Regions from separate parts of the Homo sapiens genome. Here region 1 is linked to region 2. A link is an interaction called in ENCODE POLR2A ChIA-PET data of the cell type or tissue named here. Cell type or tissue: CD4-positive, alpha-beta T cell. All regions are shown on one strand. Links, peaks and the distances in the headings refer to the core of each region. The heading gives the core; the rest is flanking DNA. Region 1 overlaps COQ2 (coenzyme Q2, polyprenyltransferase). Region 2 overlaps COPS4 (COP9 signalosome subunit 4).

The links. ChIA-PET counts read pairs that join two places held together with the same protein. Peaks named below come from ENCODE experiments on the same cell type or tissue, not always from the same donor. Only the 100,000 strongest peaks of a DNase experiment are listed, where the experiment ranks them.
Region 1: POLR2A ChIA-PET joins it to region 2 with 14 read pairs; 14 of 35 experiments call an interaction of 5 or more read pairs at or near these places.

The regions. Positions count from the first base shown.
Region 1 is chr4:83,248,410-83,264,457 of GRCh38, forward strand. It overlaps COQ2 (coenzyme Q2, polyprenyltransferase), which reads right to left. Exons shown (of 7, transcript NM_001358921.2): 7 at 15,415-15,954. The coding sequence ends at 15,790. Among named protein-coding and RNA genes, the nearest start is that of COQ2, 28 kb to the right of the region's middle. In CD4-positive, alpha-beta T cell, for the core only: CTCF peaks have their summits at 12,343 (motif pointing left) and 12,542; a DNase peak (open chromatin) is centred at 12,322.
Region 2 is chr4:83,075,205-83,091,494 of GRCh38, forward strand. COPS4 (COP9 signalosome subunit 4) reads left to right here. Exons shown (of 10, transcript NM_016129.3): 10 at 93-614. The coding sequence ends at 226. It overlaps PLAC8 (placenta associated 8), which reads right to left. Exons shown (of 5, transcript NM_016619.3): 5 at 14,844-15,767. Among named protein-coding and RNA genes, the nearest start is that of PLAC8, 31 kb to the right of the region's middle. RefSeq lists an enhancer at 9,149-9,198. In CD4-positive, alpha-beta T cell, for the core only: a CTCF peak has its summit at 9,221; a DNase peak (open chromatin) is centred at 9,097; H3K27ac peaks cover 1,687 bases.

The DNA of each region.
Region 1 (16,048 bases), core at 8,049-16,048, 180 kb after region 2:
GAGCGACAGACCAGCCATTCAATGTCTTCTTTCGGTCCATGATCCCACTGACCCACTCTAGCCTGATGGAGGGAAATGAGCAGCTCTGGTTCTGCTATCTCTCCCACTCTGCCAGGTGCTGGCTGTGGCACAAAGGCTCGCCTTTGTGGGGAGGATAAAACCTGCCCAACCTGCCTCACCTTGGTTATTCGCATTGCAAGGAGTCATTACCATGGGCAATATGGGCTCAGGCCACTCCTTCCAGTTTGCTTTCCATAAATGCAAACTGTCCCTACCGTGAGTCAGGAATGACTCCTGACTCACAGTGGGGCTGCTGTAAACTTGGGGATGGTTGAGGGAACACAGACACAGTCTTCCATGCTCCCCAGGTGGTCCAGCCTGCTGCCCAGAAGCAAACCATGGCAGGCTCACCACCGGTTCTATGCCGCAGGGCTGTTGTAGGACAGGCTGGGCTTTCTCCTGGACTCACCTTACCCTGGGCTGACCTTTGCCCCTGGTATCCAATAATGGCCTCCACTAAATCCTGAAAAAAAAATTAAACACACTTCCTTCTTAAAAATAAATATTCTAAAAGTTCTGAGGAAATTATTATTATTATTATTTTGAGACAGGGTCTCACTGTCACCCAGGCTGGAGTGCAGCAGCACGATCATGGCTCACTGCAGCCTCCACCTCCCAGGCTCAAATGATCCTCCCGCCTCAGCCCTGAAAGTAGCTGGGACTACAGGCATGCACCACCACACCTGGCTAATTTTTGTATTTTTTATAGAGATGGGGGCTCATCATGTTGTCCAGGTTGGTCTTGAATTCCTGGGCTCAAGTGATCCTCCTGCCTCTGCTTCCCAAAGTGCTGGGACTATAGGCATGAGCCACCACACCCAGCCAGAAAGTTATTTTTAACTCAGGTTTATTTACAAAGAAAATGTATGACAGACCTTATGTAGTTCTGGGCCGCGAAGCTGCCTCAATGAACTCTCCATCTATTGAGCTTATGGTAAATGTTCCACCATCTTACTGGAATCCACACTAACGGCCAAAGAATATGTAGACTCGAAAGTATGTATGCTTTTTTTTTTTTTTTTTTGAGACAGAGTTTCACTCTTGTTACCCAGGCTGGAGTGCAATGGCACGATCTCGGCTCACCGCAACCTCCGCCTCCCGGGTTCAAGCGATTCTCGTGCTTCCGCCTCTCAAATAGCTGAGATTATAGGCATGCACCACCACGCCCGGCTAATTTTGTATTTTTAGTAGAGACAGGGTTTCTCCATGTTGGTCAGGCTGGTCTCGAACTCCCGACCTCAGGTGATCCGCCTGCCTCGGCCTCCCAAAGTGCTGGGATTACAGGCGTGAGCCACCGCACCCAGCAAAAGTATGTATGCTTTACAAAATATTACACTTACATTAACACACCTGATTCTATCCTGAAGTAGAGCCAAAAGTCTCTGTAATCTGTTTAATAGATTCAAAATAGTAGGGAGAAAATCTGAGCAAATCATCGTACTGTTTTGTTGTCCTCCCTCCCAAACAATGCAGCAGCTGAGTGGTGGCTGGATTGCCAGATTCTGGGGGTGCTGGTTTGCCCAGTATTTTCATAGTTGAGTGCAGATACTCCCATGCCCTGGCAAACCAGGAGGTTTGCTCACCCTAGCTGGGGGATAAGCAGGCCTTACGTGCCCACCTAGGAAGGTCTGAGTTTATCAGTACAGTAGCATCATGAACAAACAGCCACCAGGTACAGCTTCCTAGAAGCCTCTTTCCTCAGAGAAGAAAAGACAAGATAATCATCCCCCTTAAAATGGCAGATTTGCCACTGGATCCAGTTGCCTTGTGTTTTCCTCATCACTCACACTGTGGTGGGTGTCAGCTGGAGTTCCAGGCCCTCCAGACCAGGGTTGAGGGTTTTTTCACCTTGTACCCCAAGGAGGCAAAATAGAGTAACAGTCAAGAGTGGAGGCTGCGACTCCTGACCACCTACGGTCAAATCGCTGCTCTGCGCCTTCCTTAGGAGTGGTGGCTTTATAATTGTCAACTTGGCTAGACTGAACTACATGTCCCACAGTTCTTCTGCCTGCATGGCTCTGGTTAGGGTGGGCCACCAGAGACATTCTTCAATCAAGACCCTCTGCATCTGTAAATTTATTAAGTCTGAAAACTGGGTAAAAGGCTGTGACTTTTTACTATGATGATGCAAGCTACATTTTTGACTACCCATCCATTTTGTTCCTAGGAACACTATGATCAATTACCACCACAGATCTTTGTGAGCTAAGGCAACTGGTTAGCACTATGTTCCTGCTGCCCTGTATTGTAAATATGTCCACGCTTCTTGTCTTTGGTGGTTAAATGCAGTCACTTTGACTCTGCCTCTCTGGGATTCCATCATCCCCATTGAAATCTGGAAGCCTCTCTCAATGGTCGCATTCTTTACAGCCACACGTAGCCTGCAAAGGAGACACCCACAGAGCTTTTCCAGTCTGCTGGTGCCTTAGTGCAGGGAGTTGTCTCCTGACTCTTTTCCTGGAACATGCTGGGGGCTGGGCATGCAGTTTGCACATGGTAAATCCAGTCCCATTTGCCTATCGCCCTAAGCCTTTGGAGTCTCTCTTCCATATTGTGACAGGAAAGCTGTCTAGTTAAAGTGCGCTCATAGGAATGAAGTTAGCCTGCTCTAGTGTTCTATCCCACTATTCTCATTCGAACATCTTTAGGATGTACTTCCACACATGTTCCCCAGGTCTCTGAAGATACACATTAGAAAAGTGTGGCAATTCTTTTGGCGTATAAACTATTTCTTGCTGGGTCATGGTGGATCCCTGTCCTACTGGAACTTGCTGAGCTTTGGCAATAATCATGAGTCTAGTGGCAACAAGGGGTGGTTGTGGTAGATTTAGAGAATGAGTAACTCCTTTTAAGGCATCTGTCCCCAGATGAGCTTAACACAGATATTTAAGCAGAGGAAGGCTAGTCTTCTACCAAGAGCAAGCTACTTCCACAGGAGAGGGAAGCTCAAAACTATACATTCAACTATTGTTGTAAGTCAGCAACCCACACCCTTAAATTTTATGTTTAATTTTTTAGCAATATCAGCCCTCTGGCTGTGAGCAATAAAAGATTCTTTTAGGGCTATCCTCAAAGCTCTGTCGTCCTCTAACAATGACTTGAGCTCAGAGTTAAAGGATTTGGGTTTGTCATTTTTCTGTTACTACTCAAGTATGCTCAGAAAAATCTGTCCCACAGTACATTCCTTACAGGCATCATGTACTGCCGTAACAGTTAGTTGCAACTGCCATTTGGGCTCCTAAGACACTTGCTTTGGTTACAACTTCATTACAATTAGCCACAAGTGCTAGCTTGATGTGTGATGTCCCTGCATGCCACAGGTCACTAGCTTCCCATTTCCCATTGCTAAGGAGTTCAGCACTGTGCTGAACTCCAAGGACAGGGTCAGCCCTCAAATCCCACCTCCGCAGGTCTATCTCCTAGGACTACTCCCAGCACCATTTTGTGGCAGTTGGATTCTGTACTAGTCCAGAATCGGAGTGTAATTTGAACAGGGAAAGTTTAATAAATAGTATTAACTAGAGGAGGGGAATAACTAAAAGGGGTAAGCAGAATGCTAAAGAGTACTCTAGAGCTGAGAAAAATACTTGAGGAAGAAGCAAACTTGGAAGGGATTCCTCTGGTCAAGCTGGAATTCAAGCTCTGCTGGAGAAGGTGTGGCTGCAGTCCACTGGAGGGTGGACAAGTTTGCTGGGTTGATCCAGGCCAGAGCCAGTCTAAGTCACTGGACAGGCAGGTAATATTCTTCTAGGGAGCAGGGGGACGGAGGCTGGCCAGAAAACCACAGTTAGGACTACCAAGTGGGAAACATGTCTCTGGGATGCACGTGAGAAGGTTGGCAAACCACTCCGAGGTGTAGGAGAGGGCTGAGGCTAGTGGATGGACCTGTGCAGGGATTGAGGGCATCAAGAACCCCTTTACTGACTGCTTGTCATGAAGCCTGGTGTTAGGAGGGCTGCATGCAGCCAGGTGGTCACAGAACTGGAGCTGGTGGCTTGCCAAGGGACTGTGCCCTCTCTGTGCACACTGGTATGTTAGTTTGCTAGGTCTCCCACAACAAAATACCACAGACTGGGGGGCTTCAACAACAGAAATGTATTTCCTCACAATCTGCAGCTAGAAGTCCAAGATCAAGGTGTTGGCAGGGCTGGTTACTTCTAGGGGCATCTTTCCTTGGCTTGTCTTCCACCAGTGCCTTCACATGTTTCCTTTTGTGGGAGTCTGTGTCCTCAACTCCTCTTCTTGTAAGGACACCAGGCATATCAAATTAGGGCCCACACTAGTAATCTCATTTAACCTTAATAACCTCTTTAAAGACCCTATCTCCAAATACAGTCACATTCTGAGGTATTGCAGGTTAGGATGTCAACATGAATTTGGGGGGACACAATTTAGCCTGCAATAGTTGGGGAGGAGCATTACTGGATGTCCCTGCCATATGTTGCTTACAGCCAGGAGCAGAAGCAAGAAGCAAATGGAAACACGCCCGACCAGGAAGAAGCCCTTTCCTCCTGCAGGGTCCCTCCAGCGCCCTCTACTGAAAAAGTCTGACATCCCACTCACTGCAAAGGAGAAAAGTCTACAGGATTCAACTCCACTATTGCAGAGTAGATAATGAAGGACGGATTTAGAGCTGAGAGGCAATAAATTAATAACAAGCACACTGGTTCTTCAGCTTTCCCAGCATTTCTGTGAGTTTTCTAATGTCCTCCAGAGAAAATGTGTGCCTAAACTGACCGGTTTACAACTGAGAACACTGGCAAATTTGCAGTTTCCCACTTTTTTTTTTTTTTTTGACAGTAGTTATGCATTATGGTACCTTCAAGTTCTCATTTTGGGAGGGATAAACGAATTTTCCCTGGAATTTTACTATTATGATAAGTATAAATTAAAATTATCTCCATTTAACGTGGCATGGTAATGGGCTATGGAAGCAAGAGCAGAAATCTAGCTTTCCTGTTGTTCCTTGTATCTGCCTGGTTCATCCCTGTTTCAAGGCTGATACACTTGCTTTTCCTTCTTCCTGGAACTCTCTTCCGTCAGGTATTCACATAGCTCCATCACATCAATTAAACCTCTGTTCAACTGTCACTTGGAAATCCTTCCTTAGTACTCTATCAAAAATAGCCTCCTTTCCCCATAACTCTCTTTCACCAGGCTTTAGTTTTCTTTATAACAACTTACCACTACATTATATTATTTAAAGTAGCCTATGCACTTATTTACCTACAGAGTTACTCACTTATTAAAATGCAAGTTCTAGGAGGGTAGGGATATGTCTTGTTCACTGAGGTATCCTCAGAACCTAGAATAGTGTATGGCATATAATAGGTACTTGATAAATATTGATTAAGTGAAGGGCTGTAGGTTTCAGAAAAGAGTTGGTTTTTCCAGAACACAACTCCATATGCAGGCATATCTACAGCAATGAAAATTTAGCCCCTAACTTAATTAGGATGGCAACAATATAATTCTGATTATTCTCACCCTAACTTGGTAAAAATGACTTTTGTTCACTTTTTAAAAATTGTGGTATAGTTAGCATACAGTAAAATTCACCTTTTGTGTGTGGGTACAATCCTAAGAGTTTTGGCAAATGCCTATAACTATGTCAAACCATTGCAATCAAGATATAGAACAGTTCCATCATCCTCCGAAATCTCCTCCTTCCCTTTTGTAGTCAGATACTCCTCTGACCTCCAGTCCCTGGCAGCCACTGGTCTGTTTTCTGTACTTACAGTTTTGCTTTTTTCAGATTATCACACAAATGGAATCATGTAGTATATAGTTTTTTGGGTTTGCCTTCCTTCACCTAGCATAATGCATTTGAGATTCATGCATTTTGCTACATATATCAGTTGTCTGTTCCTCTTTATTGTCGTATAGTATTTCATTATATATGTACCGTAGTTTGTTTATTCTTTCACCAGCTGAAGGACATTAAAGCTTTTTTTTTTTCCAATTTGGGATTATAATGAATCAAGCTATTATTAACATTCATGGACAGGTTTTTATGTGAACGTAAGTTTTCTTTCCTCATGGGTAAATACCTAGGAGTGATTTTGCTGGGTCTTATACTCAGTGCATAGTCAATGATAAGAAATTGCCAAACCAGGCCGGGTGCGGTGGCTCATGGCTGTAATCTCAGCACTTTGGGAGGCCGAGGTGGGCAAATCACTTGAGGAGTTTGGGGTGGGTGGTCCCAGCTACTTGGGAGGCTGAGGCAGAAGAATCGCTTGAACCTGGGAGGTTGGGAGGTGGAGGTTGCAGTGAGCTGAGATCACGCCACTGCATTCAAGCCTGGGTGACAGAGCAAGACTCTGACTTAAAAAAAAAAAAAAAAAAAAAGAAATTGCCAAACTGTTTTCCAAAGTGACAAAACCATTTTGCATTTCTACCAGCAATGTATAAGAGTTCCAGTTACTCTACATCTTCACTACCACTTGCTATAATATGGGATGGCTGTGGACTATGGAAACAAGACTAGAAATCTGGCCTTCTTGTTACCCGAATCTGCTTCATTCATCCCCATGTCAAGGCTTATGCACTTGCTGTTCCAACTTCTTGAAAAACGTTCATGTGTGTAACTTCCATTCACATTTTATTTTAAAGCAGAGCCTATCTATGCACACATAAAGACCAGCTAAAAACAGAATGAAGAAAATCAGAAACATGAATACATGAATGAGAAAAAATTATAAAATTGTATCCCTTTCCTTACATTCTTCCATGTTTCAGAGATCTTAACAATTTTCAATTAGTAATTAATTGATCTGTGCTAAAAACTTTTTGATTTGTAACATGTTTTTAAGTGGATTTGTTTAAAATACTCAGTGTGTATTTTGGCCAGGCACGGTGGTTCATGCCTGTAATCCCAGCACTTTGGGAGGCCGAGGAAGGCAGGTTTCCTGAGGTCAGAAGTTCGAGACCAGCCTGGCCAACATGGTGAAACCCTGCCTCTACTAAAAATAAAAAATTAGCCAGGCATGGTTGCATGCGCCTGTAATCCCAGATACTTGGGAGGCTGAGACACGAGAATCGCTTGAACCCTGGAGGCAGAGGTTGCAGTGAGCTGAGATCATGCCACTGCACTCCAGCCTGGGTGACAGTGAGACTCTGTCTCAAAAATAAAATAAAATAAAATAAAATATTTAGTGTGTATTTTTAGCAGTATTTAAAAAATATTGATCAGAGCCATAAACTTCCTGCAGATTCTAAAGTGTTAAAATGTCTTTAACACTTTCCTCTCTTCAAGGAAATGATGTAAACTGAAAGCAATTTATGTTTATGAGGCATTCCTGCAATGGGACATGACCTCTGATCCCAATAATTCTTTCCCAGATGCTGTGTTGACATTTCTACTGCTTAAGTATAAAGCAAGTAAAAGCCATGATTATTTCAGTTTGTTACTATGCCAATGCTGCCTAAGAAAAAAATTACTAACTTGAATTTTCAAGATTGTTGAAGAGTTTTAAACGAGATAAACAAATATAAATCTAGTTAACATTTGCATGCATTACTTTCCATTTCTTTACATGAATTTATACTTCGTTAATGGGTAGGATATCCCTAGATATATATATATATATTTTAAATATTTTTTTTTTTGAGACAGAGTCTTGCTCTGTCCCCTAGGCTGAAATGCAGTGGCGTGATCTTGGCTCACTGCAACCTCTGTCTCCTGGGTTCAAGCGATTCTCCTGCCTCAGCCTCCCAAGTAGCTGGGATTATAGGCACCTGCCATAATGCCAGGCTGTTTTGTATTTTTAGGACACGGGGTTTCACCATGTTGGCCAGGCTGGTCTTGACCTCCTGACCTCAGGTGATCCACCAGCCTCGGCCTCCCAAAGTGCTGGGATTACAGGCCTGAGCCACTGTGCCTGGCCTTATTTTTTATTTTTTTGACACAGGTCTGAGCCACTGTAGCCAGTGGGATATCCCTTTTAAAATTCATCTATAATTTTTACAAATTCTCCACTTTTTGTCCCCACCTTTCCCCCACCCCTCTAAACTAACACCATTTAAAAAACTCAGGCTTAGAAACTGAATGTTAAAATTGTTCTCCTGAAATAGAATCTGAAAAATCAGCTTCCTCTTTTTTTTTTTTTTTTTGAGATGGAGTCTCACTCTGTCACCCCGGCTGGAGTTCAGTGGCGCCATCTCGGCTCACTGCAAGCTCTGCCTCCCGGGTTCATGCCATTCTCCTGCCTCAGCCTCCCGAGTAGCTGGGACTACAGGAGACTGCCACCACGCCCGGCTAATTTTTGTATTTTTACTAGAGACGGGGTTTCATCATGTTAGCCAGGATGGTCTCGATCTCCTGACCTCGTGATCCGCCCGCCTCAGCCTCCCAAAGTGCTGAGATTACAGGCGTGAGCCACCGTGCCCGGCCTCAGCTTCCTCTTAAGTGAACAGTTCCTCATAGATGGTTTCTGGAAAGATAAATCCTTTGGAGAAGAAAAAGAGTGCTAAAAATGCCTGAAGGCAATGAATCACATACTGTGCTGTTAAAAGCTTTATATACGTGATTCATTCTACAAATATTTTTTAAGAATTTACTATGTGCTAGGCAGTATTCCAGACACTGGAAATAAAGTATGATGATTCAAACAGAAAATATCTGTGCCCTCATGAAGTTAGGTTCTTGTTAGTGAGGACACACAACAAAGAAAATAAGTAAAACAAATTACAGTCATGTGCTACACAGCAATGTTATAGTCAATGATGGACCACATATAGGACAATGGTTCCATAAGATTATATTGTATTTTCACTGTACCTTTTCTGTGTTTCTTTCTTTTTTTTTTTTTTTAGACAAGTTCTCACTCTGTTGCCCAAACTGGAGTGCAGTGGCGCGATCACTGCAGCCTCTACCTCTTGTGTTCAAGTAATCCTCCCACTTCAGCCTCCCAAGTAGCTGGGACTACAGCTATGTGCCACCACACCCGGCTAATTTTTGTATTTTTTGTAGAGATGGGGTTTAGTCATGTTGCCTGGGCTGGTCTTGAACTTCTGGGTTCAAGTGATCCTCCTGCCCTGGCCTCCCAAAGTGGTGGGATTACAGGTGTGAGCCACCACACCTAGCCCTTTTCTGTGTTTAAATATGTTTAGATTCACAAATACTTACCATTGTGTTACAATTACCTACAGCATGAAGTACAGTATGCTACGCAGGTTTGTAGCCTAGGGGCAATAGACTATATACCACATAGCCTAGGTGTGTAGTAGGCTAGACAATCTAGGTTTGTGTACATGAACTCTATAATGTCTGCACAGGGATGAAATTGGCTAATGATGCATTTCTCAGAAAGTATCTCCATCTGTAAGTGACATATGACTGTATATCATATGTTTTAATATGGAGAAAAAGCAGTGAGAGAGAAAAAGAAGTTTGTGTAATGGTGTGTGTTAAGTCTTAGAAAATGAAGACAATGGTTTCACTGAATCGGTGACTTTTGGGCAAATACTGAAGGAGGTGAGGAAGTATCCATGGCAACATCTAGGAAAGCATTCCAGGAACCCCAACGAGGCCAGAAGGCTGCAGCGGCAGAAGGCCTGCAGCAGCACTGGCGAGGGAGGGAGTGGAAGAAGAGCCAGAAGGCAGCAGGAGCCCGCTCACTGAGGGTCCTTCAGCCATGCTAAGGACTTTGGCTTTACACTGGGAGAAATGGGGAGGTATGGGGAGGTTCTGAGTTAGAGGAATGACATACGCTGGCTTTGGTTGTAGCAGGATCGGCCTGGCTGCTATGGTGAGGACACATGAAAGGGGGCAAGGGAGAAGGAGGGAGACCAGTGAGGAGGCTAATGTGTTAATCCAGCGGGGAGAAGATAGGGACTTGGGCCAGGGTGGCAGCTGTGGAGGTGGTAGGAAAAGATTAGATTCTGCATGTATTTTGAAGGTAGAACCAATATGCTTTTCTAATGTCTTGAATATGGAATGTGGGAAAAAGGAGTCATGGTTGATTCCAAGGTTTTGGTCAGAGCAAAAGGAAAAGGAGATGCCATTAATGAGATGGCAAGAAGGGTGGGAGGAGGAGGTTTGAGGCTGAGATCAGGAGTTCAGTTTTGAACATATTGAACTGGAGGTGCCTATTTGGCATTCATGTTGAAATATCAAGTAGGCAGTTCAATATTCAATTCTGCCAAGTGCAAGTTCAAAAGGGAAGTTTAGGCTGGAGGTACACATTTGGGAATAATCAGTATACAGATGACATTTAAAGTCAGGAGTTTAGATGAGATCATTTTCTCATGCAATTCTTAAAACACCAGCATGAGGTAGATATTATTTTAATTCCCATTTTAGATATAAAGAGATAGGCTGGAGAGGTTTAAATAGTTCACTCTAAGTCATTCAGTTAGTAACTGTAGGGACTCCAATGTTCATTCTTATCTCTAAGAGATAGTTTTCAACTTGGGCTCTGTGACAATCCTAAAAGAAAGGAAGGTTCAGTTTAAGGGGACTGTCTCTGATTTCCATCTGTACGTATTTGTTGGGGTTTTATGTACGATTTTATTTGAAAAAAAAAAAAAAAAAAAAAGTATTTATGCTGAGTGAGGTTGACTCACGTCTCTAATCCCAGCAACTTGGGAGGCTGAGACAGGAGGACTGCTTGAGCCTAGGAGTTCAAGACCAGCCTGGGCAACAAAGCAAGACCCTGTCTCTACAAAAAGAAAGAAAGAAAGAGAGAGAGGCCAGGTGCAGTGGCTCATGCCTGTAATCCCAGCACTTTGGGAGGCCAAGGTGGGCAGATCACTTGAGGTCAGGAGGTGGAGACCAGACTGGCCAACATGGTGAAACCCCGTCTCTACTAAAAATACAAAAATTAGCCAGGCATGGTGGCACGTGCCTGTAATCCCAGCTACTGATTCTGAGCTTTTTGAAGATAGAAACTCTAATTAATCTCTGTGTTTGCAGCAACTAGCCTGTGCCTGCACACAGATGTTCAACAAATGTTTGGACTGTCTGAATAATACATATTAATTGGAACAACTATAAAAATGTTAAATGTTACCTTCTCCATGGAAGAGATAGTTCAGTATAAAGCATGAAATCCAAAATCCCATCACAATTAATAACACGATAATCTTGTAAAATGAGAGCACAAGTCTGTCAGATATCAGATCTTGGGGATATAATCAATGAATGAGGCAGCGTACATCAACAACAACAATAACCAAATGGGCAAAGACATGAAGGCAACTCACACAGAAGAAATAAAAATGCTCTATAAACACTTTGAAAAAGATCAACTACTTTAGTAATCACAGAGTTGTGAGTGAAACCACATATTGTTCTTGCCTATGTGTCAAAGTTTTAAAAATAGTATCCTTTCATATTGGCCAAGGTCTGAGAAAGAGGCTCTCATGCACTGCTATTAGCAATGTGTAGCTTTCTGTAGGGTAATTTGAGAAAATGAATCCAAATCCTTTAAAATGTGCCTACCACCATACTCCACCCTCCATACCTACCCTCCAATCCCTGGAAATGTACATGCACATACAAAGACATTCTGCTTCTAGGATTTTTCCTACAGAAATATTCACAGATATGCCCAATGATACAAATCTATTCATGGCCGTACTGCTTGTGAGAAGGAAAAAATGTAAATATTAAAATCCATGATAGGATTAATTAAATTGCAGTACATACATATGATAAAAACCCATGCAGCCAAAAAACATCAATATATTGAAAGAAGCATTAATGACATGGGAAAATATTAAGTGAAAAAAGTAGATTTTACAAAAGAAGTATAGTATAACCTCTGCCTCCCAGGTTCAAGCAATTCTCATGCCTCCCTCACCCTCCTGAGTAGCTGGGATTGATTATAGGTGTGTGCTACCAAGCCTGGCTAATTTTTTTTGTATTTTTAGTAGAGATGGGGTTTCACCATGTTGGCCAGGCTGGTCTCGAACTCCTGACCTCAAGTGATCCACCTGCCTTGGCCTCCCAAAGTGCTGGGATTACAGGCATGAGCCACCATTCCTGGCCTGATTAATTTCTAAAGTTAAAAATTAGTTACTGTATGCCAGCACCTATATTAAATGTGTTGCATAGTCTCTAAATTATACATTAACCCTAAGAAATAGGTGTTACCATTGATACAGGGCAAATGAGCCCCAAAGTGGAGCTTAGTCCACGAGGGTTCTTGGCTTTGCCCAGGAAAGAAGGGCAAAGGGCAAGCCAGAGATAGAATAAAACAGCTTTATCGAAAAGGCAGTGTTACGCTCCAGTGTTGTTAAGAGTTGTGACTGCTCCTACAGAGCAAGGCCACCTGGTGGGCAGACAGCAGCATTACTTATATTCTTATATAGTTTTGATGATATGTACATGAAAATGTTTTTGTAACGTTACCTCACATAGTCAACTTTTTATGTTGTTGAACAGCATTAATAATTTCTTTTTCTTTTTTTTTTTTTGAGACAGCGTCTTGGTCTGTCACCCAGGCTGGAGTTCAGTGGCGCGATCTCAGCTCACTGCAAGCTCCACCTCCCAGGTTCACGCCATTCTCCTGCCTCAGACTCCCAAGTAGCTGGGACTACAGGCGCCCGCCACCATGCCTGGCTATTTTTTTGTATTTTTAGTAGAGACGGGGTTTCGCAGTGTTAGCCAGGATGGTCTCGATCTCCTGACCTCGTGATCCGCCCGCCTCGGCCTCCCAAAGTGCTAGGATTACAGGTGTGAGCCACCGTGACTGGCCAGCATTAATAATTTCTAATGGTTGCACCTAACACCAGGTCTGACAAGTAACTCTAATGTTAGTTCACCCGATGTACAAAAATTACAAATGTTTACTGAGTGCTTACAGTGTGGTATACTGGGGACATTTCAATGAATAAGACAAACAAGGTCCCACTGATCATGAAATCTCCATTCTCGCAAGGGAAGACAGAGAATTTTTAAATCCATGAGAAAGGTATTAGGATTATACCTATTTGAGTATTTGAGCCACCGAGAGGTCAGGGAACTTTCCCAAGAGCAACCAACTGGTAGGCAGGTGTTACAGCAGATTCCAACCCTGGCAAGCTGTCGTCATGATAGCGTTCTTAGTTCCTGCTCCACTGGCACCCAGAGGGTGGAGGGTGTACTTTCAGTTGGAGGAAACATTAGGGTGAGGCCAGATTATAAAAATCAGGTAGAGGCATTAAACAATTTAGCAAAGAAATCCGGGAAGAGGGAGAGGCAGCCCTTGTGATATGGTATATTGGGGATATTTCAATGAATAAGACAAACAAGGTCCCACTTACCATGAAATCTCCATTCGCAGGGGAAGACAGAAAATTTTGAAATGCATGAGAAAGGTATTATGATTATCCCCGAGTGAGCCACAGAGAGGTCAGGGAACTTGCCCAAGATCACCCAACTGATAGGTGTTAAAGCAGATTCCAACCCTGGCAAGCTGTGGCTGTGACTGGCATTCACAGCTCCTGCTCCACTGGCACCCACCAAGTGCTCTGGGAATTCAGAGGACAGGTCAGTTAGAGCTGGAATAGTTGTATTCATTTACTTTTTAGACCCTGTAGCTCCCATCCTATCTCCACCCCCATCATGAAATTGTGGTAGATAATTGTCCACAGTTTAAAAAGTTCTTTCACATGATTTCTATTGAAAAACTCACAGTGACTTTGAAGCAGAAGAGTAGGGCAAGGGCCCTCCTCACTGAATAAATTCCCACGGCAATGCTGGTCATTTCAACTATCACAAACTCCTGGCAATGCTCATTTCAACTCTCCTAGGGACTGACACTCCTGATCTAGATGGATGACTGCTGTGTGTCTTTCCAACTCGAGTTGTCTTAAGTCTGTGATTCTAGAGACTAATAATCTACTTCATCGTTTTTTCTTTTCCAAAAATCTGTTCCTTACCCATTTATATTATTTTTTCAGCGTTTTCTACTGGGAGAAGGGAGGAAAAATGAAAAAGAACTAAAATAATTCAATTATGTTTAAGCAGCTTTTTGAGAATAAGCTTTTTGAGTATGTATGAATTAATGTTATGTTCTCTTGTCCCCTGTATCACAAAAAAGCTGCAGGATTTTTAGTGATTTTAAAATCTGTTCCATTTTTAACTTTCATAAACTAAGGAGAATGTTGTAAAATTGAAGTACATTGTACTCACCCTTCTTTAATTGGAACCAGTGCAATGGGTTAAGATGTTTTAAGCATTTTAAAATATAGGGTCGTATCTGTAAGAAAACAGAAATCAACATAGATTTAAACTCTGTCTATTCTGTTAAAATCAAAGCCAATCATATTTCCTCAAAAGTAGGGTACTATGTTCCTAATTCTTCTCCCCTTCAACTCACTGCTGCTATAGCAAAGTTACAGCTGCAACAACTGACCCAAGTCATTTTCAGTGGCTCAGTATTTGCTGAGTAAACAGTTAAATAATTTTTCCTATGCTTATCAGTGCCTGGCATATGTAAGTGCTGTTAGCTGCATCATCATCTTCATCATCACCATCATCGTCGCCCTCATCATGCAATTTTATATTTACTGCTGCCCACACCCACATATACAAATGACTGTCTGCCCTATAGCCTACTGTCTATGAGAGCAATTTAAATCAAGTAAGATATAGTTCAGGTTGCTAATATTAAGAGCTGAAGAGAAAAAAAAAAGCAAGGGGACAGAAGTATGGGTGGTATTTGCAGGTGAGATTTTTGAAGATGGCTAAGAAAAGCCTCTTAGAGAAGGTGACATTTAAGAAAGGTTCTGCAGTGAAGGAGTAAGACATGATCTGGGGAGAACTTTCCAGACAAAGTGAACAGTAAATGCAAAGGCCCTGGGGTAGGAGTCTGCCCAGCCTGTTTAAGGAAGAGTGAGGCCAGTGGGGCTACAGGTGTGAGTGTGAGAAGTCAGACATGAAGCCAAGTCATGGAGGGCCTGGCAGGTGGTAGGACTTTCGTTTTGTACTGAGTGACCTAGGGAGATCCTGGAGGGTTCTGGGGAGAGGAATGACATGACCTTACTCAGGTTTTAAGAGAATTACTCTGGTTACTGTGTTGAGAACATTGTGAAGGTGAGGGCAGGTAAAGGAAAAAACAGTAAACATTTAAATATCACTATCCTATAAACTATAATGGGATAAGATAAAAAAGATATAGACAGAAAATCAAGGTAGTCTCTGGTGACTGCCCACTTGTCTGTTCTGGTCACTGTGACTGCACACAGAGACCAAATCTCCCAAATAAAAGTCAGGGTTGGTAAACAGTGGTACATGTGGCTATAATAGCTAAATACTTCTATTTGGTTATTTAAATTCTCCTAAAACATAAAAAAACAGAATTGGTTTCCTAAATTACAGTTTTTGGCAGTGACTAAAGGTCACAATAAAGAACAGTAAGGCCCAACTTCCCATAGTTGCTTTTATTTTTCCCTAAAAAAAAGAGTCCATTTTCTTATACAGACATTCATTTATGTAAGACCCACATCAGGCTTTTTCTAAAGTGCCAAAACCCGTGCAATCCCCATAACTTCAGGTGAGAATTATAATGGGCAGAAGAATGTATCAACTAAAATACTCAAGGCCATCTCAAATCCTGAAGAGTCCCTGGTTTCTGTGACAAGGGGGAATTTTGCTAGCAAATAAGTAAAATCCAGGTAAATATGCTCTAAATCTTCATCTTCAGGTTCTTAATTCTTTAACATATTGTATCAGATTTTGTATTCAAATCTAATTATATTTTGTAAAAAATGTTTTAAAAATTCCTAGATAAATTTCATTCATTAATTTTCTATTTTATTCTCTATACCCTTCTTTGTTTTGTCTGTCTTCTTTTCTTTCCACAAATTCCCAAGGACAATCCCTAAAAAAACTATTAGTCCCAGTGTTCGGTTGGAGATAAATTTATTCCAACAATCCTCAGGTCTGTGGATGTCTAGAGTGTAAATCTGCAAGAGAGGAATACAAAGTTGTATTAATACCTAGTCTGGACTTTGGGTCATAACAAATAAACATGTTAACACGGAGGAGAAAACAGCAAAT
Region 2 (16,290 bases), core at 4,479-12,478:
AATAGGCATGTAAAAAGTATATATCTTTTAACTCACAGTTGCTGTGAATACAAAGGAATAATTTTAATTTTGTACATTTTTTTTCCCCTTAGCACGAGAAGCCCTGCCAACGTGGGATAAGCAGATCCAATCACTTTGTTTCCAAGTGAATAACCTTTTGGAGAAAATTAGTCAAACAGCACCAGAATGGACAGCACAAGCCATGGAAGCCCAGATGGCTCAGTGAATCCTTGCAGAACTTCTGTGCACATGACATCTTTTTCCATGTTGTGCAGATCAGTTTCACTATCTCCAAAGCATTTGCATCATGACCTTATACATTTCAATCCCTTTTATGCTGGATTCCGTTTAAAGAAGACATTATTAGAGCAGGAAGTACAAGCATTTAAAATATGTAGTTCCCATATATTTCAGGGTCTCTGTGTATTAAGCTAACTCAGATGTTTTGAAAGCTTTTTCTTTAAACAGAGGTGAAATATCTGTGGCTAAAAAGTTTGAGATTTGTGATAACTTTGTAGTCATGTAAAACTTAAGTGCTTCATGCCTCTCCAAATGTGGTTATTCTAATAAATGGAGAAATGAGCCAAATAAAAGTAGTACTTTGTTTTTAGTTAGCGAAGAGTATTTTGTTCCCTTTTCCTTCGGTTCAGCAGACATTGATTTATGCCCTATGCTAGAAATACAAAGATGAGTCATAATGCCTGTTCTCCAGGCATCCAAAGAGTCAAAGAGCCAAGAGACAGTAAGTTTAATACTTGTATTTGCTCCAGCTACTAGAGCACACAGAGAGTAGCTCTTCAGTTAGGAGAGAGAAGTCAGGGAAGGCCTCCACAGAGGGTTATTTTAGCTGAGCTTTATAGAAAAACATGGGGAAAGGACTTGAAAAAGTATGTAGGTGACTTTTAGTATCAGCTCCAACATGTAAAGAGCTTGGAAGTCATCACATCCCTCCTCACAGCAAAAACAAACAAAAAACTGTACAGATTGGAATATCAATGGCTTTTCTTAGATCCATGGAAGAATTAAAGTCATAGGACAAACCACCACTCAAAACCCTGGAGAGACAGGCAAATACAGAGAATCACAATTGGGATCAGCTTACTGGGAGAAGAGGCTGCTGGTCAGTGACTGCTAGGAACACTAAAATGGTAATTATTTAGATATTTTCTTAAATGGTAAAAATAAATATATATAAAAAAGTAAAATGGTAACAATGACAGCTACAGTAAACCTCAAATACAGCCCAGCTCCTATCCAAATTAATATAAAGCCTCATATTAAAAGCCTAGTTACTGGCTGGGTGCGGTGGCTCATGCCTGTAATCCCAGCACTTTGAGAGGCTGAGGTGGGCGGATCACTGACACCAGGAGTTCAAAACCAGCCTGGGCAACATGGCAAAACCCCGTCTCTACTAAAAACAGAAAAATTAGCCAGGTGTGGTGGTGCACGCCTGTAATCCAGCTATTTGGGAGGCTGAGGCAGGAGAATCACTTGAACCTGGGAGGCAGAGGTTGCAGTGAGCCGAGATTGTGCCACTGCATTCCAGTCATGGACACAGAGCAAGACTGTCTCAAAAAAAAAAAAAAAAAAGCCTCATTACCTATTACTTGATGCATCATGTGTGGCTTTCAACCAAAAAATTATAAAGCATGCTAAAAGGTTAGAAAAAACACAATCTGAAGAGCTATACCAGCAACTGAACCAGACTAAGATATGGCAGGAGTGCTGGAATGATCAGACCAGGAAATTAAAACAACTATGATTAACATGCTGAGGACTCTAATGGAAAAAAATAGACAAGTTCAAGAACAGATCGGTAATATAAGCAGAGAGATGGGAACTCTAAAGATTTGAAATGCTAGAAATAAAGAAAAAAACACTCTCACAGAAATGAATGCCTTTGATGGGCTTATCATTAGTCTACTTGGCCAAGGAAAGAAACAGCCTGATAATATGTCAATAGAAACTTCCTAAACTGAAATGCAAAGAGAAAAAGGAATGAAAAAAAAAAAATTGGGACAGAATATCCAAGAACTGGAGAACAATATAAAAGGTGTCACATGTGGTCAGGCGCGGTGGCTCACGCCTGTAATCCCAGCACTTTGGGAGGCCGAGGCGGGCACATCACAAGGTCAGGAGATTGAGACCAGCCTGGTTAACACGGTGAAACACCGTCTCAACTAAAAAATACAAAAAATTAGCCAGTGGTGGTGGGTGCCTATAGTCCCAGCTACTTGGTAGGCTGAGGCAGGAGAATGGCGTGAACCCGGGAGGCAGAGCTTGCAGTGAGCTGGTATCACGCCACTGCACTCCAGCCTGGGCGACAGAGCGAGACTCTGTCGTGTCACATGTGTAATGGGGATACCAGAAGGAAAAGAAAGAGGAAGAGAAGAAATATTTGAAATAGGCCGGGCACGGTGGCTCACACCTGTAATCCCAGCACTTTGGGAGGCCGAGGTGGGCGGATCACGAGGTCAGGAGATCTGGCTAACATGGTGAAACCCCGTCTCTACTAAAAATACAAAAAATTAGCCAGGAGTGGTGGCAGGCGCCTGTAGTCCCAGCTACTCGGGAGGCTGAGGCAAGAGAATGGCATGAACCCGGGAGGCAGAGCTTGCAGTGAGCCGAGAGCACGCCACTGAACTCCAGCCTGGGCAACAGAGGGAGACTCCTTCTCAAAAAAAAAAAAAAAAAAAAAAAAATTTGAAATAATGTTTAAGAATTTTCTGAAATGAATAATAGACACTAAACCACAGATCCAGGAAGCTAAGAAAAGGCCAAGCAGAATAACTACCAAAAAATTGACACCTAGATGTATATCTAAACTGTAGAAAACCAAAAACATAAAATCTTGAAAGAAGCCAGAAGAAAAAAACACATATAGAGAAACATGAATAACATTGGATTTCTTGTCAGAAATCATGCAAGCAAGAGCCAGAATGGAAATATTTATGATGTTAAAAGAAAAACTTCACAAACATAGGATTTTATCCAGCAAAATTATCCTTCAAATGTGAAGGAGAAAAGCAAAGAGAAAATCAAATTGAAAAAAAGAAATAGTGAAGGAGAAATGAAGACTAAAACTAAGGAAATTTAAGGCTGGGCATAGTGGCTCAGACCTATAATCCCAACATTTGGGGAGGCCAAGGCAGGTGTATTGCTTGAGCCCAGGAGTTCAAGACCAGTTTGGGCAACATGGCGAAACCCCGTCTCTACAAAAAATATAAAAGTAGCCAGGCATGGTGGTGTGTGCCTGTGGTCTCAGCTACTTGGGAGGCTGAAATGGGAGGATTGTTTGAGCCAGGGAGGTGGAGGTTGCAGTGAGCTGAGATTGCACCATTGCACTCCAGTCTGGGTGATAGTGTGAGACCCTGTCTCAAAAAAAAAAAAAAGGATTCTTTTTTTGCCAGGAGACATACTTTGCAAGAAATGTTAAAGTAAGGTTTCCAGAGAGAAGGAAAATGATATGGATTAGAAACTCAGATCTACATAAAGAAAGGAAGAGTATCAGAGCAAAAAAACAGGAAGGTAAAATCTTTTTAAAAAATTTAATTGATTTAATAGATAACTTTATTTAAAGGAATTATAGCAACAATGTGTGGATAGCTATAGCCTAGGGATAACTGAAGTGAATGACTGGAGTGTAAGTGATGGGAGGAAGGAATTGGGAATACCCTGTTATGAAGTATCCGCACAACCATGACACAGTATAGTGTTATTTGAAACTTGACTTAGATTAGTTGTAAATGTATATTGCAAACTCTAAATCACTATTAAAAAACTTTTTAAAGAAATATAATTGTTATGCTAAGAGAGGAGAGAAATAGAATGATAAAATGCTTATTTAAAACCAGAGTGTCAGCCAGGCGTGGTGGCTCACGCCTGTAATCCTAGCACTTTGGGAGGCTGAGGCAGGTGGATCACCTGAGGTCAGGAATTTGAGACCAGCCTAGCCAATATGGCGAAACCCTATCTCTACTAAAAATACAAAAATTAGCCAGGCATGGTGGCGGATGCCTGTAATCCCAGCTACTTGGGAGGCTGAGGCAGGAGAATTACTTGAATCCTGGGGGTGGAGGTTGCAGTGAGCTGAGATCACACCACTTCACTCCAGCCTGGGCAGCAGAGTGAAACTCCGTCTCAAAATAAATAAATAAAATAAAATAAAATAAAATCAGAGTGTCAGCAAGAGTATCAAAAAATACATGAGGCAGAAACTGATAAAACTGCAAGGAGAAATAGATGAATCCACTATTATAGTTGGAGATCTCAACTTCAATGCCTATCAGCAAAGGACAGATCCAGTAAGTAGAAAATCAGTAAGGACATTGTTGTACTCAACAGCACCACCAATCAACTGAATATAATTGACATCCATAGACTGCTTCGTCCTGCAACAACAGAGTACTCACTCTTGTCAGCTCACTTGGAGCGTTCACTGAGGTAGACCAACCTGGGCCATAAAACACACCTCAAAATGTAAAAGAATAGAAATTATACACTGTATGTTCTCAGACAACAATGGAATTTTTTTCTTTTTGAGACAGAGTTTTGCTCTTGTCACCCAGGCTGGAGTGCAGTGGTGTGATCTTGGCTCACTGCAACCTCTGCCTCCCGGGTTCAAGCAATTCTGCCTCATAATCATAATCCTGAAAGACACAATCCTGAATGCCAAACCCCAAATGTTGATGTCCCAAAAGATCAAAATCCTTAAAGTTCAAAATTTCTAAAGTCTAAATCCCTCATGTCTAAAATCCTGAAAATTACAATCCCAAAAGATTAAAATCCTCAATGTTGAAACCCTGAAAGCCAAATTCTGGGGAAGGGGATTAGTGTATTTTTTGGTTGTACACAGGATGGTTGCATCATGTTAGTTGTGTCATGTCAAGCAGAACCATAGCCTTTTTGTCTTTATTTGGAAATTAAGTGTGATTTAAGGGGATGCAAATGAGTGCCAAATTGACAAGGGGTGGACAGTGGACATAATTTTAGGTGTCAACTTGAATGGATTAAGGAATACCTAGAAACCTGGTAAAGCATTATTTTGGATGTGGCTGTGAGAGTGTTTTCAGAGATTAGAATGTGAGTCTGAGTGGACTAAGTGGGGGATGATCTGCCCTCATTGTTGGGAGGCACCAACTACTTGACCAGGGTCCCAAACAGAACAAATATAGAAGGCAAATTGGTCTCTCTCTGAGATCTGGGACAGACTTTTCTTCTCCTGTCTTGGACCCAGAACTCCAGGTTTGCCAGCCTTCGGACTCCGGAACTTACACCAGTGGCCCCCTGGATCCTGAGGCTTTTGGCCTCAGATGGATAGTTGCACCATCAGCTTTCCTGGTTCTGAGGCCTTTGGAGTTGGACTGAACCATGCTACCGGTATCCCAAGGTCTCCAGCTTTCGGATGGCCTCACCGTGGGTCTTTTCAGCCACCATAATTGCATGAGCCAAGTTCCCTAATAAATTTCCTCTCATATCCTATTGGTTCTGTCTCTCTAGAGAACCCTGACTAATACAGATTTGGTATTGGGGAAGCTGAACATCATTTCTTCTTACTGTATTGCTTACCACACAATGGAAGAGATCTGTGAAATTGTTCCCTTGCAAAAAGGCTGTGTTAAGTGTATGAGGCTACTTAACAGTGAAACAGTTTAAAAGTTAATTGTTATTCGTGCTGCAAACGTAGAAAATCACCTAATTGCAATGGCTGAGAAATAACCAGACTTTCAGATGGACAGCAGGTACTTACGAAATTTGTAGACCACAACCACTCCCCAAATACAAGTACTGTGAGTGTTTTGAAGATCATAGAAGTGAAAACACAGGCCAAAAATACAAGAAATCTCTTATGCCAAATTATTTAATCATGTATGGCTTCTGCCCCTTTACACATAATGCCAACTCGATATGCTATGTATTTCATCTTCGCATTATTTTCAATACTGAAGGTAAATTTAGATCTCTCTTTTTTTCTTAGTCTGGCTAAAAGCTTGTCAATTTTGCTTAACTTTTCAAAAAACCAACTTTTTGTTTCATTGATTTTTGTATTGTTTACTTCATTTTAATTTCATTTATTTCTGTTCTGATCTTTATTATTTCTTCTACTAATTTTGGATTTGGTTTGCTCTTGTTTTCCTAATTCTTTAAGATGCATCATTAGATTGTTTATTTAATGTAGGCACTATAAGTTTCCCTCTTTTTTGATGTAGGCACTATAACGATAAGCTTCCCTCTTAGTACTGCTTTTGCTGTATCCCATAGATTTTGGTATGTTGTGCTCCCATTAGCATTTGTTCCAAGAAATTTTTAAATTTCTTATTAAAATGATCCATCCTTGAGAATGATCCATATGCTGAGGAAAAGCATGTGTATTCCACAGCCATTGGATGAAATGTTCCGTAATTATCTACTGGATCCATTTGGTCTATTGTGCAGATTAAGTCTGATGTTTCTTTATTGATTTTTCTGCCTGGAAGATCCATCCAGTGCTGAAAGTGGGGTGTCGAAGTCTCCAGCTATTATTGTATTGGGGCCTAACTCTCTCTTTAGCTCTTTTTTTTGTTTTGTTTTGTTTTGAGATGGAGCCTGGCTCTGTTGCCCAGGGTGGAGTGCAGTGGTATGATCTTGGCTCACTGCAACCTCCGCCTCCCAGGTTCAAGCTATTCTCCTGCCTCAGCCTCCCAAGTAGCTGGGATTACAGACATGTGCCACCATACCCGGCTAATTTTGTATTTTTAGTAGAGATAGGGTTTCTCCATCTTGGTCAAGCTGGTCTCGAACTCCCAACCTCAGGTGATCCACCTGCCTTGGCCTCCCCAAAGTGCTGGGATTATAGGCATGAGCCACTGCGCCTGGCCTTTTTTATTTTTTTAAGGAGGGGGGGGGTCTCACTACATTGTCTAGGCTAGACTCAAACTCCTGGGCTCAAGTGATCCTTCTGCCTCGACCTCCTGAAATGCTGTGATTACAGGCATGAGCCACCATGACTGGCCCTGACTGTGTATTTTCAAATAGCCTGTCTTCAGGCTCACTAATTCTTTCTTCTGCTTGATCAATTCTGCTACTGAAAGCCTCTAATGCATTGTTCAGTATGCCAATTGCATTTTTAGCTCTGGAATCTCAGTTTGATTCTTTTTATTTTAATCTTTTTGTTAAATGTATCTGATATAATTTTGAATTCCTTCTCTGTGTTATCTTGAATTTCTTGAGTTTCCTCAACACAGCTATTTTGAATTCTCTGCCTGAAAGGTCACACATCTCTGTTTCTCCAGGATTGGTCCCTGGTGGCTCATTTAGTTCATTTGGGAGGTCATGTTTTCCTGGATGGTGTTGATGTTAGTAAATGTTCTTCAGTGTCTGGGCATTGAAGAGTGAAGTATTTATTGTAGTCTTCACTGTCTAGGCTTATTTGTACCCATCCCTCTTAGAAAGGCTTTCCAGATATTTGAAAGTACTTGGATATTGTGATGTAAGCTGTATCTGATTTAGAGAGCACCCCAATCCCAGTAACACTGTTTTCTTGCAGACTCATGGAGGTACTACCTTGATGGTCTTGGAAAAGATCCAGAAGAATTCTCTGCATTATCAGGCAGAGAGACTCCTGTTCCATTCTGTTACTTTCTTCCAAGCAAAAAGAGTCTCACTCTCCTTGTTCTGAGCCACATAAAGCCGGCGGTGGAGTGACACAAGCATCCCTGTGGCCACCACCACTATGACTGCATTGGGTCAGACCTGAAGCCAGCACAGCAGTGGGGCTTGCCAAGGCTGGCTGTAACCACTTCCTGGCTACTGCCTATGTTTGCTGAAGGCCCTGGGGCTCTACAATTAGCTGGTGGCAAAGCCGGCCAGGCCTGTGTCCTTCCCTTCAGAGCCGTGAGGTCCCCCAGGCCCCAGGTGAGTCCAGAGGTGCCTTTTGGGAATCAGGGACTAGAGTAAAAAAACTTGGAAGTCTAGCTGGTGTTCTATTGTACTGTGGCTGAGCTGGTATTCAGACCACCAGATGCAGTCCTTCCCACTCTTCCTTTCCCTTCCCAAATGCAGAGGAGCCTCACCCCATAGCCACTGTCAACCCAGGCCACGAGGAGTACTGCCAGGCTACCTCCAATATTCCCTTAAGCATCGAGGTATCTTAAGTCAAGCTTGTGTTGAATGCTTCCTGCCTTGGGACTCGCCCTTCAGGGCAATGGGTTCCCCTCTGGCCTGGGGCAGGTGCAGAAATGGTGTCCAACAGTCAAGTCCTGGAATCGGAGACCTCAAGAGCCCACTTGGTGCTTTACCCCACTGTGGCTGTGCTGGTACCTAAGGTGCAAGACAAAGCCCTCTTTACTTTTCCTTCTGCTTTTCTCAAACAGAAGGAGTTTTGCCTTGTTGCCACCACAGCTAGTAATGTGCTGAGTCTCACCTGAAGCCAGCAAGTCTCAGAGGCTCAACCAAGGGCCTTGACATAGTACCTAAATGTAACTGCTGGTTATTCAGGGTCCTGCCAACCTTCAGTTAGCAGGTGATGAATGCTGCCAGGACTGAGTCCTTTTCTTCAAGGTAGTGGGTTTCCTTCTGACCCATGGTGTGTCTAGAAATGTCATCTGGGAACTAGGGCCTGGAATGGGGGCCTCACGACTCTTCCCAGTCCCCTATTCTGCCGCAGCTGAACTGGTATCCAAGATGCAAGATGAAGTCCTCCCCACTCTTCTTTCTCCTCTCCACAAGCAGAAGGAAAGGGTCTCCTTTGGAGCCACGGGCTGTGCAGCCTGGAGTTAGGGAAGGGGTGACGCCAGCACGCCCTTGGCTGCCTTAGCTGGTGTCTCAGTATGTCACCTGCCCTCCCAGTTAACTGCCTCTGGGCCTAGTTCAGCACTAGAACTCGCCTGAGATCTGCAGTCTTCATGGCCTGGGCTGCCTTTCAAGTTTACTTGGAGACCCAGACTGTAGCCCTCGGTGGTGAGGTTTGCAGGAACTCAAGTTTAGACCACTGGGATCAGTGATTCCCCTCTGGGTAGGGCTGTTATTAAATGCTCCCTCCATGGGCAGGCGTCAGCTGAGTTGGGTGTGGTTTTCCTTCCTGCCGTAACAGGACAGCACTGAGTTCAGTGCATCACAGTTGCTGTGTTCTCCCTCCCGTGCACGCAGAGATATCCTCAGTACCACAACACAGCTGCAGGGGCAGAGGGGCGTCAGTGATTCAGGACTGTTTTTGCTATTTCTTCGGTGTCTCTTTCAGCATTATAAAGTTAAGAGCAGGTACTATGAGTGCTCACCTGATTTTTAACACCTCATGAAGTTGTTAAATTGGTGTCCTTGTGGAGGGGGATGATAGCTGCAGTCTTCTATTCCTCCATTTTTCTCTGTCTCCTCATTTTTTTTTTTTTTTTTTTGGAGACGGAGTCTTGCTCTGTCACCCAGGCTGGAGTGCAATGGCACGATCTCGGCTCACTGCAGCCTCCGCCTCCAGGTTCAAGCGATTCTCCTGCCTCAGACTCCTGAGTAGCTGGGACTACAGGTGCTACCATGAACAGCTAAATTTAATTTTTTTAATTATTATATATTGTGGGCGAAGGATTACCTAGGTGCCGAGGCAAGAGACTAAAGGCACAAACTGTTTCAGTATAATAAAGAAAATAGAATAAGAATAGTCATAATACAAATTAGATATAGAGATGATCGTGGACAATTATCAATCATTATTATAAACATTATTAATCATTAGCTTTTAATATTACTCTTTGTTGCATTACTAATATAACCTAGGAATAACCAGCGGGTATAGGGTCAGGTGCTGAAAGCACATTGTGACAAGTTACCTAGAAGGCAAGAGCTGAGCCTTCTGTCACGCCCGCATAAGGGCCGCTTGAGGGCTCCTTGGTCAAGCGGTAATGCCAGTGTCTGGGAAGACACCCACGACGTAGCAGACCGCAAAAGGGAGTCTCCTTTCCTTGGTGGAGTCAGGGAACACTCTGCTCCACCAGCTTCTTGTGGGAGGCTGGATGTTATCCAGGCCTGCCCACAGTTATCCGGAGGCCTAAACCCCTCCCTGTGGTGCTGTGCTTCAGTGGTCACGCTCCTTGTCCACTTTCATGCTCCTCCAGCACTCCTGGTTCCTCTTTGAAGTTCGTAGTAGATAACGGTAGAAGAAATAGTGAAAGGCTTAAAGTCTTTGACCTTTCTTATAAGTGCATAGAAGAAAACGCTGATGTATGCCACCTTCTCTCTGCTTCAGCTACCTAAAAGGGAAGGGCCCCCTGTCCTATGATCACATGACTTGCTTCAACTTGTCAATCACTTAGAAGATTCACCCTCCTTACCCTGCCCCCTGGTCTTGTATGCAATAAATATCAGCGTGCCCAGCCATTCGGGACCACTACCTGTCTCCGTGTCTTAATGGTAGTGGTCCCCTGGGCCCAGCTGTTTTCTCTTTATCTCTTTGTCCTGTGTCTTTATTTATTACAATCTCTCATCTCCGTACATGGCGAGAACACCTGCTAAGCCCCGTAGGCCTCAACTCTACAATATATTTATTTTATATTGCCCAGGTTAGTCCCTAACTCCTGGGTTCAAGTGATCCTCCCACCTCGACCTCCCAAAGTGCTATAATTACAGGTATGAGCCACACCACACCCGGCCAATAATACACGTATCTTTGCAAGCATAAACATTCAGGTATCCTAACAACAGTCTCATAAGTATAAGAGTTATGAGTAGATGAACTGTATTCATAAAGAAATAGGCCAAAAAGTAAAATGTATTAACATATATGATTGGTAATTGTGTGCACTCAACTTTATAACTGTGGTCATCTGAAATACCAAGATGGACAATATAAGTCTTTTGACAAAATCAATAAAAATCCGCAGTGAGTTACCACCACACATGCAGTTGCCCAAAAAGCCAAGATCTCAAAATATTTTATCTTTCACAAATATGGATGTACAAAAAGAAGATATTTTATTGAGGAAGTTGCAATGTTTTTACATACATGCACAATGCTTACACAAATTCAGCTTCGTGATAATGCACTTTCATGGAGTCAAATTTGCAAAAATGCATAAAATGAATTAGAACTTTCTAAACATCTTTATACAATTTATACCTTCAGTATTAAAAATGGACTGAGGAGGCCGGGCACAGTGGCTCACACCTGTAATCCCTGACTTTGAGAGGCTGAAGTGGGCGGATCACTTGAGGTTAGGAGTTGGAGACCTGCCTGGCCAACATAGTGAAACCCTGTCTGTAGTAAAAATACAAAAATTAACACTTGAGCCCAGGAGGCGGAGGTTGGAGTGAGCTGAGATTGTACCACTGCACTCCAGCCTGGGTGACAAAGTGAGACCCTGTCTCAATAAAAAATAAAAATAAAAAAAGTATGTTATTATTTCCTGTTTTATTGTCTAAAATGGTCTATGAAGTGCTCTGTTGTGTTTTTATGTTTCTCAAATCTCCTTTAAAAAATATAAATAAAGAATTTTAAAGAATTTTTAAAATTATTTTGTCAAGAATTATATTTTCAGGATTTTAATCATTTGGGATTGGAATTTTGGGGATTTTGGACTTCAGGGATTTTGATCTTTCAGGATTTCATCATTTGGGATTATAACATTCAAGATTGTGTCTTTTGGGATTATGGCCCAAACCCATGCAATGGGCCAGTTCTTTGAAAGGAATAGTGTTCCATAACTCACACAAGGAGAAATAGAAAATTTGAATAGGCCTATACCTGTTAAACTAAATCAATAACTAATAACCTTCTATAATAGAAAGCACCAGGCTTAGATGGGTTCACTGATGATTGATCAAACATTTAAGAAATAAATCTTTGACCCAGAAATATTTCCTTAAAATTTTTTTTCTAAGAAAGAAATCATACCAATTCTCTACAATAGCTTCCAAAAAAATAGAAGCTAAGGGAACACACCCTAACTGACTCTAGGAGACCAGCATTACTCTAATACTAAAATCAGATAAAGACATGACAAGAAAGGGAAAACTACAGTCTCTCATAAACATAGATGCAAAAATCCTTAACAAAATATTAGCAAATCAAATGCAATAATGTGTAAAAAGAATGATATATTATGACCAAGTGGGATTTATTCCAGGTATGCAAGACTGATTCAACATTTGAAAATCAATTAATGTAACCCATCATATCAACATACTAAAGAGGAAAAAATCATGATTGTATTAATAGGTACAGAAAAAGCATTTGACAAAATCCAACACTCATTCAAGATAAAAATGCTCAGTAGGCCAGGTATGCATGTAATCCCAGCACTTTTGGAGGCCAAGGCAGGAGGATCACTTGAGCTCGGGAGTTTGAGACCAGCCTGGGCAACAAAACAAGACCCCGTCTCTAATTAAAAAAAAAAAAAAAAAAGGCTGGGTGCGGTGGCTCACGCCTGTAATCCCAGCCCTTTGGGAGGCCAAGGTGAGTGGATCACGAGGTCAGGAGATCAAGACCATCCTGGCTAACACAGTGAAACCCCGTCTCTACTAAAAATACAAAAAAATTAGCCGGGCGTGGTGGCAGGCGCCTGTAGTCCCAGCTACTCAGGAGGCTGAGGCAGGAGAATGACGTGAACCTGGGAGGCAGAGCTTGCAGTGAGCTGAGACCGCGCCACTGCCCTCCAGCCCGGGCGACAGAGCAAGACTCCATTTCAAAAAAAAAAAAAATGCTCAGTATACTTGAAATAGAGGGGATCTTCATCAATCATATACAGAATATCTACAAAAAACCTACATCATACTTAATGATGAGAGACTATATGATTTTCCCCTAGGTCAGGAACAAGGCAAAGATGTTTACTCTCATGTTCCTATTTAATATCATACCAGAATCCTAGCTAATAAGACCAGATAAGGAAATGTAGCTTTATACAGATTGGGAAGGAGGAATAAAACTGTCTTTGTTCACAGTCAACATGATTGTCTATATAGAAACACATACAAAAAGTCTCCTGAAACTAATAAGCAGTTATGGCAAGGTCACAGGATATAAGGTTAATGTACAAAAGTCAATTGCTTTCCTATATACCAGCAATGAACAATTGGAATTTGAAATTTTAAAAAAGTATGTATGTTGAAGGCAGGGAAGATTGGGAATTTTATGAGTGAAGAATTGGCAGGAGAGTGGGCTAAAGAGGTAAAATGAGGCTACACTGTGAAGAACCAAGGAAAATACTGGGGTCTGTTTGTTTTAGAAAATTCACAATTTGGCTGGGCGCAGTGGCTCATGCCTGTAATCCCAGCACTTTGGGAGGCCGAGGCAGGTGGATCACCTGAGGTCAGGAGTTCAAGACCAGCCTGACCAACATGGAGAAACCGTGTCTGTACCAAAAATACAAAATTAACTGGGGTGGTGGCACATGCCTGTATTCCCAGCTACTCAGGAGGCTGAGGCAGGAGAATTGCTTGAACCCGGGAGGTGGAGGTTGCAGTGAGCAGAGATCACGCCATTGCACTCCAGCCTGGGCAACAAGAGCGAAACTATGTCTCAAAAAAAAAAAAAAAAAAAAAAAAAAAAAAAAAAAAAACAGAAAGAAAGAAAAAGAAAAAGAAAAGAACAAAAAATTCACAATTTAACTCATGGTACACAGTGTATAGGATGGACTGGAGAGAAGGCAAGGGAAGCTGGAGTTTCTAGAGGCAGGAAGGTTAGTTTAGAGGGTATGAACATGATTTGCCAAAGAGGTAATAAGGTTTGGACTACATTTATGTCAGCAAAGAGGAGAGGACAGATTAATTCATTCAATAAGTGATTGAGTAGATACCTACTGGTGTCAGGCATTGTTCTAGGCACTGGGAATACAGCAGCAAACAAAATGATTGAGTAGATACCTACTGGTGTCAGGCATTGTTCTAGGCACTGGGAATACAGCAGCAAACAAAATAGATCACCCCTTGGGGCTTTCAAGTGGAGTATCGGTGACAGAGTGGGTGTCTGATTGGATATCGGGGAAAAGGAGAAAGGTGCGATGAGGCAATTCAGGGGTCATTGGTACCTGGATTTTTCACCTTGAACAACTAAGTGATATCATTGGACTTGTTGGGTAGACAAGGTCTAGGGGACATCCAGATGGACTCATTTTCACAGCTAGCAAGAGAGACATTCTGAAGATCAATAGTAAGGGAGAAACTGGAAGTACAGACTTTGGGGTCCTAAGAGGCAGTTAGAACCATGGGAGTAGATGATGCTATCTAGGAACGTGAGATGTGAAAGGAGTGGACTCAAGCTAGAACCCTGCAAAGCACCCACAGCTATAGGGTAAGTGGAGGAAAGGGCAGAGTGCTTGAATTTGTTGAGTGCCTACTAAGTTCCAGGTGCTTTGACATTTTGTCTCACTGAGATTTCACAATAAGTGTATAAGATAAATAGTTTTGCCTCTTACTTCCCCCACCCCAACAAATGAAATGGAATCAGAAGTGTAGGAGGAGAACTAGGGGAAATTAGGAAGTGAGATTTTCATCAGGGCAAAATGATGCTGACGGATCAAATGGGACAAGAAATGTGAAAAAAATCATTTTACACTTTTATCCATCTATTGATGGATAAAATTTAACCAAAATTGAGTCACTGAATTTGATCATTGATCAAATTTTTCTTACTCTGATAAGAGTTTTCAGAAAACTCTGATCAGAGTTTTCTTACTCTGATATCTCATATTCAAAAGGGAAAGAAAATCAACAACACAATAAACAACCTCCTGAGGAATGCAGTGTAAAAGCAAGGCTTGGTGTGTTGTTTCGCAAAAAATCTTGCTTTGTCAGCATTAATACTAACAGATAACATGAGAAGAGGCAAAAGTGTTGGCTAAATGTACCATAACTGCCTGGGAATAGTTATCTGTAGTCTATTTTTTTTTTTTCTCATCTAAAGTTCTTAGATGAAAGAGAGCTGGGTTACTGTGAACCAAAATCTCCTGCTAAGAAACCAAAGTATGGTGCAGTGGCTCACACCTGTAATTCCAGCACCTTGGGAGGCTGAGATGAGAGGCTTGCTAGAGGCCCGGAGTTCAAGACCAGCCTGGGCAACATAGAAAGACCCCCAACTCTAGGCTGGACGCGGTGGCTCATGCCTGTAATCCCAGCATTTTGTGATGCCGAGGCAGGTGGATCACGAGGTCAGGAGTTCGAGACCAGCCTGACCAAGATGGTGAAACCCCGTCTCTACTAAAAATACAAAAATTAGCTGGGCATGGTGGCGGGAACCTGTAATCCCAGCTACTCGGGAGACTGAGGCAGCAGAATCGCTTGTATCCAGGAGGTGGAGGTTGCAGTGAGCTGAGATCACGCCACTGCACTCCAGCCTGGGCAACAGAGCGAGACTCTATCTCAAAAAAAAAAAAAAAAAAAGAAAGAAAGATCCCCCAACTCTATTAAAAAAAAAAAAAAAGAAAAAGGAAATCAAAGTATAAGAACAAAATTATGAGACTGACCCTTGGAACTAACTAGTGAAAAAGACATTTTAAGGAGAGCAAAGAAGCATGAAGAATCTTATCAGTAAAATATTTCATTTGGTTTATATTTCAAATGTAATTTAAAAAGTTTATAAGCCAGGAAATTCGAATTCGATAATATGAAAGCAAGGAGAAACTAAGTTGCACCATTTAGCTAAGTTCAGGGACAACATTCATTTATAATAAATCAAAAATTTGATTTTTTTCATGCCATCAGTTGTACTTAAGCATATCCATCATATTTCAGTTGCAAAAGATGGTGAAGAACTCAAGCTGAAGAGGTGTCTGCTGAATTTTGTTGCTTCGGTAAGAGCTTTTCACCTATAAAGGACACACAAGAGTTTTGAATTTTCTTAAGGTACTTTTATAATTTTTAATAAACTTTTAATTGCAGAATCATTTTTGATTGACGGAAAAGTTGCAAAGATAGTACAGCGAGCTCTCATGTATCTGGCACCCAATTTTCCTGTTGGTTAACATCTTACATTACCATGGGAGGTTTGTCAAAACTAATGAACCCATACTGATGCATTACTACTAATCAAAGCCCATACTACCTTCAGATTACTCAGTTTTTACCTACTTTAATTTTCTGTTCCAGCATCTCATCCAGCATACCACATTACATTTAATTGTCATCTTCTCTTAGGCTCCTCTAAACTGTGACTGTTTCTCAGCCTTTCCTTGTTTTTGATGACCCTGACAGTTTTCAGGAGGAGTAGTCAGGTATTTTGTGGAATGTGCCTCAGTTTAGGTTTGTCTGATGTTTTTCTCATGGTTAGACTGGAGTTAAGAGGTTTTGGGGAGAAGACCACAAAGGTAAAGTGCCATTCTCATCACATCA